Linked DNA regions of Homo sapiens: region 2 is linked to region 1. Evidence: chromatin contacts called from ENCODE Hi-C or POLR2A ChIA-PET data. All regions are on one chromosome and are shown on one strand. The core of a region is the stretch at or near the end of the contact, and the rest is flanking DNA. Distances in the headings are between cores, read along the strand shown.

What was found. Hi-C counts contacts between places; a loop is a spot of excess contacts on that map. ChIA-PET counts read pairs that join two places held with the same protein, here RNA polymerase II (POLR2A). Pooled maps may share reads with other maps.
Region 2: a loop to region 1 is called in a map of endothelial cell of umbilical vein, with 8 times the contacts of the local background. The contact joins the promoter of CYP2U1 here to the promoter of SGMS2 in region 1. A Hi-C loop is called at or near these places in 5 of 168 maps with a recorded cell type or tissue (ascending aorta, chondrocyte, endothelial cell of umbilical vein and 2 more) and 10 of 50 pooled maps. POLR2A ChIA-PET finds 5 or more read pairs at or near these places in 2 of 52 experiments (MCF 10A and endothelial cell of umbilical vein).

What each region holds. Positions count from the first base shown.
Region 1 is chr4:107,823,678-107,826,185 of GRCh38, forward strand. It overlaps SGMS2 (sphingomyelin synthase 2), which reads left to right and starts at 1,255. Exons shown (of 7, transcript NM_001375905.1): 1 at 1,255-1,576.
Region 2 is chr4:107,930,294-107,932,801 of GRCh38, forward strand. CYP2U1 (cytochrome P450 family 2 subfamily U member 1) reads left to right here and starts at 1,256. Exons shown (of 5, transcript NM_183075.3): 1 at 1,256-1,840. The coding sequence starts at 1,351. It overlaps CYP2U1-AS1 (CYP2U1 and SGMS2 antisense RNA 1), which reads right to left and starts at 1,826. Exons shown (of 7, transcript NR_125929.1): 1 at 1,678-1,826. All of the region lies in intron 1 of LOC107986298 (a long non-coding RNA gene), which reads right to left. LOC124900751 (a long non-coding RNA gene) reads right to left here and starts at 1,292. Exons shown (of 2, transcript XR_007058221.1): 1 at 680-1,292. RefSeq lists enhancers at 626-1,133, 1,794-1,863, 1,924-1,993 and a silencer at 994-1,583.

The sequences.
Region 1 (2,508 bases), core at 5-2,504:
TGATCCCATTTGTCCATTTTCTTTGGTTGCCTGTACTGTGACGACATCTTGAAGTTGCGAGTTTGGGGATTGCCTGCCTTGTATATTCTTTTCTGTTACCATCATCTTTAATAGCCACAAATGACTGTTGACCCACATGATATCTGCACTAGAAACCCAAAGATTCCCGTCATTATTTTTGTTGATTATATGGAAGCACCCATAAACCAGCGCAAATCCTAAACATAATTATCTTGTCCAGAAGGAGACATTAATGTAAAACTTATGTCAAGAAAGATTTAGCCACATTCCCTCGGATTGGTCATTCCTAGTTAGAGTCCTTGAGGCTGCCATCGTTTACTTTGAAAACTGCCCAGCAGGTGTATGAATAGCAACTCCAGGACAATGTAGAACCATTACCATTTTAAAGACAGCAATCCCCCTTTTAAAAAACTACTGAGGCCTTCGAAGAAACCACACGGCTGCCTTGGGCCCCAAAAGCTGCGGAAAAGCGCAGTATTCAGTTAAGCAAATAACTACTTACACTGTTTATTTTGGTTACGATTCCTTAAGTGAGAAGTAAATCAATTAACAGGACAAATGACACGATGGTTAGGCACGAAAGGGACAGTGCTGCCACCTCATTAGCTTGGAGCAACCTTCCAGCTCATACCATGCGGACTGATGACTAACCTTGCCAGGCAACGCTGTGAGGTTTGGAAACCCACCTCTTTGACCTAGGCCCGGTCAACACCGATAAACCCTCTGAATCAACGCTGGCGCTCCCAAGCCCACTCACACGCCGTCAGGAAGCAGTTTCCGAAACAGGCCGGGTGCGGGGGTGGGGGATCCCGTTCCAGCCCCACCCCTGAAAGTTGCTGGGAGTGGCACCCAAAGAACTTTCCCAGATTGATCTCTGTTGCCGCTCAGGGAGGTCAGCTCCAGGCCCTCAGCCTTTCGGCCGGGAGCCAAACTGCCCTGCCTGCCAAGCCCCTCCTTCTCTGCACCTTAAACAGCCGCGAGGGGAGAGTCGGCTGGGATTTTCTTCTTAAGAAGTCGCGCAGGTTTTTCGAGCTCCACTCTGCGCCAGGAGAGCCACGGCAGCAGGAACGGGCACTGCTGCCACCGGGCCGACGGGTGAGTCACTGTTTGGAAATGGAGTGGGCGGGCGAGGGTGTGAGAGAATGAATGATGTCAAGAGCGCGCTGGGCGCAGGGCGCAGGGAGCGGGCCGCGCGCGGCGGGCGGGGAGAGCGGGCGCGGGGCCGCGGTCAACACTGAGCGCCGCGCCGTGGGCCGAGTGGGGCGGGGAGACCCAGCCCTCGGCGCGCACGGAGCCTGGCCGGTGCTGCAGCGCCGCCGAGTGCGGCCTCGGGGGCGGCGGCCGCGGGAGGGACCCGGAGAGCTGCTTCCCCTAGTCAGGCCGCGGCGTGGGAGGGCGAGACCCCGAGCAAACTTTCTAGCGGCTTCGGCCCGAGGGTGGTGACGCCCGGGGCTGGTCGCGGCGGCTGCGGCAGCGGGCTCCATCCCCTGGCAAATCCCCTTCCCGGGAGCAAGTGCCTTCAGCTGGGAGTGTCTGGAGCCCTGGCCACCAGCGGGTAAGGAGCGCGCGGAGGGGCCAGGAGGAGGATGGGCTGGGGAGCGGAGAGTCCTCCGAAGCGCGGGAGGGGAAAGGTGGATTGCGAAGCGGGGACGTGGCTCTAATCCGGCCCCCACCCTCCCCGCCCAGGGCATGCTTCCTCGATTTTGTGGTCTGGAGGAGAGATGTGTGCCTTAGTCTCCTTCCTCTGAGCAGTCATCTCATTCATTTGCAACCCATTTCGGGTACCCCGGTCCTGGCGTTGGAAGGGCACAGGTTAAACCCCAGATTGTCCAGAACCACTCCGGAGGTCAGGGCTGAAGTTCAGTTGGTGGAGGAGGGACTGTGTGTGTGTGTTTGTGTGTGTGGTTTTTCTTTTCTTTCTCTTTTTTTTTTTTTTTTTTTTTGAGAGGCACTTACTGATGATGTGTGAACAGTAACAGCCCAGCTCTGGGCAGCCCACACCGAAACCCTTCAACGTGTGGCATTCCAGAGCTGCTCCCTTTACGGAAGGGAAGACTTGGTTTCTCAGCGAAAATAAGGGGCGGGGAACCCCTGTCAACATCCATCCAGAGGTATGGATAATCATTAATTATCCACGGCTTGAAACCAACTCAAAATGTTATGTCCTGTAGTCTTTTTTATTTATTAATGTTGCCGGTCCTCTATTTCAAGTCTTGCCTGCTCTGAAATGACCTTAAAATCATTTTGACATGTGTGTTATATTTTGAAGAGATTCAACTGTTTAGTGTCACTGGATTCGGCGTGGGTTTTCAATCTGTACCTAACTTTTCAAATCCTTGGTTTCATTACCAGTCTCCTCTATTAACGGTGGGTGCTCAGGCACATTAAACATTCTGAACCAGTAAAATGGGATTATAGCTACTTCAGATAATAAGGTGGATTAAATAAGGATTAATAATGAGGATAATAATGAGGATTAAAGCGCAA
Region 2 (2,508 bases), core at 6-2,505, 110 kb after region 1:
GTCAAAAAGAATATGAGAACAGAGTGGACTTGAAATTTAACATATCCTACTGGCATCACTTGTTTATAGAAAAATAAAATGGATCATGTATTTATTTGAGGACTCACTATGCTTTCTTTGATCACATTTTTATAGGTACAGCGTGGTGTTCAAACTTTTAATGTATGGAGAAAAATGAAACGGCTAGAAAAATGGCCCAGTACAGACAATTCTATGCTCAATCCAACTTGAACAGAAACTACAGGATTTGGCCTAAACAAGACTGAAAGGGAAGCCCTTATCAGGAAAGCCATTATCTGAGAAGATAAAATAAAGTAATACTTTGTTTTTAAAGTATTATACAATTCATATCTAATATTTCAACCTCAGCCTTTCAAGTGTTGTCTAACACCAATAATAATATTGCCACCCCTCCCTCAACCGGTTATCTTCTTTTCATATTTCTAGCTACTTAAATCCACCAAGCAAATTCTGGTTTCGCTATTTCTGGATTTAAGTACATTTTCTAATGCACCCAGGCCACACGCAGGAATGGACACAGCTTTCGCTCTCCGCATAAGTTTTCTAGCCCAGGGCAAGCTCTCAGAACGTGACTCCTCGTGCCTCGCTGCCCGCCCCTCGCTCCCCCCACTCCCGCCATCATCCCTTCCGCAGAGTTGGCTGCCAAGCCGACACCCACAGATTCTGCATTCCACGGCTTCCCAGCATCCTGCTGTCTCTGCGTGGAGGAAAGGGTGCTGCGAATCCCAGTTTAGATAAGGAACCCCGTCTTTTCACTACTACACCGAAGCATGCAGGAATAGGGCGTTGACCCCATTCTCCCAGCTCAGGGCACAGGTGCTAAGGCCGACCCATCTCACGGGCCTGTTCACCAGTTTCCCACACTCAGTACAGATCCTAACACGGTTTATGCACTTCATAACCATGCGTTTGTGTTTGTCAACTGACAAACGAGTGATAATGACAAACGAATGACACAAGGGAAACCAACAGCCAATCAGAGCGCAAGGTTGTGTTGCCAGCATCCCAGTTTCAGGGACAGTCACCGCCAAGCCCGACCCTGCAAAGGGTCGTAACCGGACTTCGGGGCAAACTTCAGGTCCCCCGCCTGCTAGCCCGCCAACCCCCTCCGCCAGGCAGCCGGCGCGCCTCCAGGTTCCGCCCAGGCGTCGCTGAGTGGCGGCGGCGGGGAGAATGCGCGCGGCGCAGCCAATCCGGGGGCGTTCCTACACCCCCTGCCCGCCCCCGACCTTCCAGAGCAGAGCAGGACACTGGCGCCGCGGGTCAGGCAGCTGCGTGCGCGTCTCCTCCAGGCAGCAAGGGGAACCCGAGGCCGCCGGCGCCCGGACCATGTCGTCTCCGGGGCCGTCGCAGCCGCCGGCCGAGGACCCGCCCTGGCCCGCGCGCCTCCTGCGTGCGCCTCTGGGGCTGCTGCGGCTGGACCCCAGCGGGGGCGCGCTGCTGCTATGCGGCCTCGTAGCGCTGCTGGGCTGGAGCTGGCTGCGGAGGCGCCGGGCGCGGGGCATCCCGCCCGGGCCCACGCCCTGGCCTCTGGTGGGCAACTTCGGTCACGTGCTGCTGCCTCCCTTCCTCCGGCGGCGGAGCTGGCTGAGCAGCAGGACCAGGGCCGCAGGGATTGATCCCTCGGTCATAGGCCCGCAGGTGCTCCTGGCTCACCTAGCCCGCGTGTACGGCAGCATCTTCAGCTTCTTTATCGGCCACTACCTGGTGGTGGTCCTCAGCGACTTCCACAGCGTGCGCGAGGCGCTGGTGCAGCAGGCCGAGGTCTTCAGCGACCGCCCGCGGGTGCCGCTCATCTCCATCGTGACCAAGGAGAAGGGTGAGCGGGAGGTCGTGGGCTGTGGGTACGCGGATGCCGCGGATGAGTCTCCAGGTGCGTGGGGGCTGCAGTTCCTGTGCCCCTTCCGGCCGCCCGCGCCCCCAGGCTGCCTCACACCTGCATCCTGAACTAACAGGTGATGGTGGTGGCGGCGCTTCTCCTTTCTGATGCCTTTAAGATCCCATCAAGTAGTGACGGACGCGTGACTTGCTCATACTCCAAGATCATAAGTAGAAAAGTCATCCGGAGATTGAGGGAGAGTAATAGGGATGGCGGAAGGACAAGGTGGCAAGCCAGGTTCCATCTTTCCAAAAGTAGCCTTCCCTTCCACCAGCTGTGACCTCGGAGAGAAACTTTGGCCCCCATGTTAGAAAGAGGGAAGGATATTCTTTTTACCTTGTGGGTTTCGAATGTAAGAATTTAAGAAGATAATTTCCAATAAGATAAAAAGTCCAGAAAACACAGAAGAAGCCTATTACCAAATCTCCGGCTTTGGTTCATAGCCTCTGATTCCTGCGTATGGGAGTCTAAATTGGACATTTTTGGGGGTTGGAAAACGTGTTATCTGCTGCAATAAAATGTCCAATCTAACCTGTCTCTACCGTCCCCCTTTGTCTTACTGGCTGGCTTAGGTCTCTGACTTCTTTTCTGAGTCACTCCTACGCATC